2 separate regions of the Homo sapiens genome follow, and region 2 is linked to region 1. Evidence: chromatin loops called from intact Hi-C (ENCODE). Cell type or tissue: heart right ventricle. All regions are shown on one strand. Links, peaks and the distances in the headings refer to the core of each region. The heading gives the core; the rest is flanking DNA. Region 1 overlaps LOC105370764 (a long non-coding RNA gene). Region 2 has its middle 20 kb from the start of NANOGP8.

What was found. A loop is a pair of places that touch in the nucleus more often than their neighbours do. Peaks named below come from ENCODE experiments on the same cell type or tissue, not always from the same donor. Only the 100,000 strongest peaks of a DNase experiment are listed, where the experiment ranks them.
Region 2: it touches region 1 in a loop (6-fold over the local background); 1 of 110 quality-filtered maps calls a loop at or near these places.

The regions. Positions count from the first base shown.
Region 1 is chr15:35,002,762-35,005,678 of GRCh38, forward strand. LOC105370764 (a long non-coding RNA gene) reads left to right here. Exons shown (of 5, transcript NR_188212.1): 3 at 365-591. It overlaps LOC105370763 (a long non-coding RNA gene), which reads right to left. Exons shown (of 3, transcript XR_932098.3): 3 at 590-1,470. Among named protein-coding and RNA genes, the nearest start is that of ZNF770, 16 kb to the left of the region's middle. In heart right ventricle, for the core only: no CTCF peak of the experiment used is centred there; a DNase peak (open chromatin) is centred at 1,383.
Region 2 is chr15:35,063,501-35,066,417 of GRCh38, forward strand. No RefSeq gene overlaps it. Among named protein-coding and RNA genes, the nearest start is that of NANOGP8, 20 kb to the right of the region's middle. In heart right ventricle, for the core only: no CTCF peak of the experiment used is centred there; no DNase peak of the experiment used is centred there.

The DNA.
Region 1 (2,917 bases), core at 225-2,724:
ATGTAAGGAGTGAAGGAAAAGAGGCTAAAGTTATTACACTTCAATTTTTGGCTTAAACAACTGGGTGGGTGGTAGGGCACTTTGAGGTACAATTTGGAAGAGAAATGAAGAATTCTGATTTGAACATGTTAACTAAGAGCTGCCTCTTAGACATTGTGGTATTTGTTGATGGCTTCCGCAGCATTCGTTTTTCTCTTCGTGATTCCTAACTAGACCTTGTTTTCCAGGCTCATGGTTAGGGTTTGATTGGTTCCAGCTCCAGCCACCCACAAACTGTCCTGACATGGCAGGCTCTGCCCTACAGGGGCAAAGTGTCAAGTAAACATAGAAGACTAATTCTTTTTGTAATTCTCTTTACCCCTAGATTAAAGAACAAGGAGATGGCTGGCTATTTAAGAAGGAAAGGCAGAGGCTGCAGAAATTGAGCCTAACGGCTTATCAGATGGGATGGATAATTCTTTAAGTTTAAAAGAACTACTCATTTTCCCCAACATCTGTCTTTGCCATCTTCCTATCTAAGGAACCTTTCACTTTTTAGCTGGGGACATAGCTTTCTGGTATGAGAACTACACTGCTCAAACTTCCAATCAGGTAAGCTCTGCCATTTGATTATATTCTGTTTAATGTGCTGTCAGAGGAAGTGGGGTATGCAATTTCCTAGACACATCTTTAAAGGAAGGGGAAATTCCATTTATCCTCCCCTTTCCTTTCGGTTGGCTAGATTTTCTATGTATTGACCGAAATCCTAGTAGTCTGCAGCAGAAAAGTATGCTGGTCCATTGACGTGGAGCCAGGCCAGTTCCGGACTGCCTATCTCTGGAGTTTTACAAGAAAGATAAGTACTATCTAATTTAAGCCACCACTGTTTTGGATGTCTGTCACATATAGCCAATGTTAATCCTAAGTGATATGATACTCATATAATTAACACCTTTTCTTAAGGACATCTAAATGAGTATCTACTTGCTAGAACCAAGAGTCTAATTAGAACTTTTTTTTTTCTTATTCAGGCCATGTACAATTTAGTTTTCAAGCAAACCACAAAACCTTACTTAACCCATATTTTGCTTTGTCTATTTTTTAAGTCCTAAAAGAAATATAGACACTTTATTAAGATCTATTATTAAAAGACCACTATTTCCTCTAGGGAAGCAACAATTGATCCACGTTTTCCTGGCACCAGCTCACATTTCATAAATCCTTGTTTAAAATTAACCCAGATCATTAAAAAACATAAAAAAATTCTTTTTAAATTACACAATAAAAGCTGCCTTCAGAGAGACTTAAAAAAAGTGAGTTTATGGGTAATCTCAGATAAGGTGACCAAATATTCAAAATCGACGAAGACAGTTCCAGTTCCCAGATTGCCAGCTGCTCTGGTTTCTGTCACAGCACACATCTTATGGTTCCAGCCAGATGTCATCCAACTTTAGGACAGGAATTCCTGTCCCTGCTCAGGAGAGCAAGCCACTGAAAATGGGAAGAACCAGTAAGAAAAGTGGAAATGGCAAAAAACTAATGAAGCTGCATTTAAAATTTTAGTTAACAATTTGGTTCATTGTTCAACAAAGTTTGAAAGCGTTTGTCAATAAATCTTGTTTAGTTTTATGTATTCCGCACTGTGCATGGTAACCCATTTCTGGGGTGTGATTATAATATTTTTTTTTTTTTTTTTTGAAACAGAGTCTCAGTCTGTCGCCCAGGCTGGACTGCAGTGGCACAATCTCGGCTCACTGCAACTTCCACCTCACCTCCCGGGTCTAAGTGATTCTCCTGTCTCAGTCCCCGAGTAGCTGGGATTACAAGTGCATGCCACCACGCCCAGCTAATTTTTGTACTTTTAGTAGAGATGGGATTTCACCATGTTGGCCAGATTGGTCTCGAACTCCTGACCTCGTGATCCACCCGCCTCGGCCTCCCAAAGTGCTGGGATTACAGGCGTGAGCCACCGCACCCAGGCAATATTCTTAAAAAGTGATGTGGGCCTGGTGCAGTGGCTCATGCCTGTAATGCCAGCACTTTGGGAGGCTGAGGTGGGCAGATCTCTTGAGGTCAAAAGTTTGAGACCAGCCTGGCCAACATGGTGAAACCCTGTCTCCACTAAAAATACAAGAATGAGCCGAGTGCGGTGGCTCACGCCTGTAATCCCAGCACTTTGGGAGGTCGAGGCAGGTGGATCACAAGGTCAGGAGTTTGAGACCAGCCTGGCCAATATGGTGAAACCCCATCTCTACTAATAAGAAAATGCAAAAAAAAAATTAGCCGGTCGTAGTGGCACATGCCTGTAATCCCAGCTACTCTGGAGGCTGAGGCAGGAGAATTGCTTGAATCCGGGAGACAGAGGTTGCAATGAGCTGAGATCGCACCACTGCACTCCAGCCTGGGTGACAGAGTCAGACTCTGTCTCAAAAAAAAAAAAAAAAAAAATTAGCGGGACATGGTGTGGTGGTGCATGACTGTAAATCCCAGCTACTTGGGAGGCTGAGGCAGGAGAATCACTTGAACGAAGAGGTGGAGGCTCCAAGCCCCATTCTCACACAAGTTCTCCAAGGCTGTTGCATTTACACATGCCCAGGACTGTTGGATGGTGGGTTGTCTACAGAGGATTGGTCCATGGTAATTTACCCTTGATGTTCATTGGACAGATGATGTTTAAAGGCTAAATAAAAGTTAGCCAGGTGGACAAGAAAAGGAAGGACATTCTAAGTGGAGAGAACAGTGTGTGTAAACAGAAGAAAAAGACAGTATAGTGTATGGATTCACAAAATCTTATCTTTCATTCTGAAATCCCAAAAGTTCAAAAAGCTCAAAGCTTTTCTTAACCTATTTGTCAGGAAAACCAGACCCAACTCAATTTGAACTCATGGGTGTGCTGCATTTGTCGGGGACCCATCAGGACACAGTGGCATTCTCAAAT
Region 2 (2,917 bases), core at 139-2,638, 61 kb after region 1:
GCCTCAGCCTCCCAAGTGGTTGGGATTACAGGCATGCACCACCACGCCTGGCTAATTTTTTGTATTTAGTAGAGATGAGCTTTCACCAGGTTGGTCAGGCTGGTCTGGAACTCCTGACCTCGTGATCCACCCGCCTCAGTCTCCCAAAGTTCTGGGATTACAGGCGTGAGCCACCGCACCTGGCCATCTTTCAGCTTTTAAAGATAAAGAGGCCAGGCCATGAAGGGTAAGTCAGTTCATTCTGCCATCCACCTGGAATGCTGACAAAGTATTGTTAGTAGGGCAAGTTGAAAACTTTAAATACAGTGGTGATTGATCTCAATCAATTTTTGGTGTTTTGTTAGATGCTTGATAAATATACTAATGGAGGATAATGGCACATCCATTCATTAAAAATATTATTTAGGCCGGGCGCGGTGGCTCATGCCTGTAATCCCAGCTACTCAGGAGGCTGAGGCAGGAGAATTGCTGAACCTGGGAGGCAGAGGTTGCAGTGAGCCAAGATCGCCGCACTGCACTCCAGCCTGGGCGACAGAGCGAGACTCTGTCTCAAAAAATAAAATTAAGTTAAATTAAATATATATATATAATTTATACAATACTTTTTCTATGCCAGGCACTGAATTAACCACTGAAGAGAAAATAGTTCTCACCCTTCTGGTCTATTTGATTGTTCCCAGGCTTCATTCCTTAAGAAAATACTCAGTTGCATTTTTCAGAACAAACCATTTACGACTGAGTTTGGTCTGTTACTTAAGAACTGATATAGAGATGCTGATCTAGAGGAATAGTTGCGTTCAAGACCCTTCCCCCTCCCTGCCGCCCTCTTCTCTCCCCTCATTTGTCCAGGAATATATCACTTCACTGAGTATCCAAAATAAAGCTAAGGTTTTCCTGTTTGAAGTACTGAATCTAGGGTTCATAATAGAATTTTTTATCTTGAAGAAGAGTTTAAGTCATAATCAGTTCTCTTAACAGTCAAAACAAAATTAAAATCACCCCATAGGGTTACCAAAGTTCATACTAATAATATTATAGAATGTAAAATTTGTATTAGTCACATTACTGCTCTTACTTATGGCTTATTATGATATATGTAAATTAAAAAAAAAAGAAAAACAGATTCTACCACTTAAAGCAAAGGAATAGTAACAAATCAAACCAAGGCATATCCAGAAAATCCAACGTACGAATTCCTAGGCTCCACAACTAATGCTGAGCCAAAGAGGCCAACGACATAACTCAACATGCTGCAGAGGTAGTCATGTTGATCTCTGGGAAGGGTCCATGGGTGTGTGTGCCAGGAGGGGAGGACCTGAGGTTACAGAGAACAGCAATTATGGTCCTCTATTGAAGCAAACAGAATCCAGGTCCGCTTTTCCAACGTCAACCTATCAACTTAAGGCGGATTTGTCTCCTGTCCTTTTTTCAAGAACATTGCCTAAGATGGTGGCTTGTTTATTTATGTCTTAGATTTATGGATTGACTTTCCTCCAGAAGGCCTCTCTGCTAAAATGTAAACATGTTTTAGATGTCTTCTTCCTGTCGTTGTCACCCAGCTCAAAAGAGAGAGTAAGAGAGCCGTGTGCTCCTGCTGTGCAATAATAATTGAGTGTTTGCAAACAACCCCATTTGACACATGCATTTATTCTTACATATTAGAACATCTTTTTTTTTTTTTTTGGAGAGGAAAGATTGACAACAATTTTCAGTTAGACATAATGTGGTCTTATTCCGTATTGTCTTTTTCGGTTTGCTCCCTACTCAGCCTGGGGGTAGATTATTTTCCTTTCCCATCACCTGTGTTTCTTCCTGAGCCTTTCCAGCTTTTCATCTGGGCTGCTTTTCATTTCTTTAAACAACTCGCAAATTCAGCCTTCTCTGGTCACAATTTTGAAGTCACAATCTAAATGTTTTTTTCAGCTCAGTAAGCTTTCTTCACTTAAATAATAAAATAAAATAAAAGAGGATTAACAGGCACTGGGAAGACAGTGCTGTATCTTGGCAAGAAAGATCAGGCTTTTCTCAACAGTATCATGAAATTCGGAAAGGAAAAGACACTACAGAACTGGCCAATTTTTCGGTGGCTCACGCCTGTAATCCCAACACTTTGGGAGGCCGAGGTGGGCGCATCATGAAGTCAGGAGTTGGAGATCAGCCTGACCAACATTGTGAAACTCCATCTCTACTAAAAAAATACAAAAATTAGCCAGGCGTGGTGGTGCACGCCTGTAATCCCAGCTACTCAGGAGGCTAAGGCAGGAGAATCGCTTGAACCCGGGAGGCAGAGGTTGCAGTGAGCTGAGATTGCACCACTGCACTCCAGCCTGGGTGACAGAGTGAGACTCTCTCTCAGGAAAAAATAAATAAATAAATAAAATAAAAGTACTGGCCAATTTTTTTTAATATTGATAATAAGATGGCTAAGGCTATTCTAATTATGTGTGTGTATCTATGCATGGTTGCAAGTCCAGAGACAGCCAGTGGTAAGGGGCCCTATATGGCAGTGACAGGATTTTTTCCTACCCTGTGGAAATTGCAGCAAGTAGGACTCTTCCTCTATGACAATTTCCTACTCCTCTTTACAGAGGTCAGACTTAGACTTCTAGAATATTCTGTTGTTGGGTCACCCAGCCACAGATGAAACAGTATGGTTAAGTGTGCTCATGACTGGGAGAGAATCGGTCACTACACTACCTTATGATGAACTCCTGTTCATTACTAGTTCAGCGTGAGATTCTAGGGTGATGGGAAACTCCAGCATGGAGCCACCTGCCTTGTGAAAATGTCACATATTACTGAGCCTAGATTGGAATTCTGGGCCATCCAGGCTCTGCAAGCCTTTTGGCACAGAGCCTTTTATGGCTCTCCCGGCAGGAGATACATTCAGGCTGAATCTGAAAGTGGGCAAAATTGG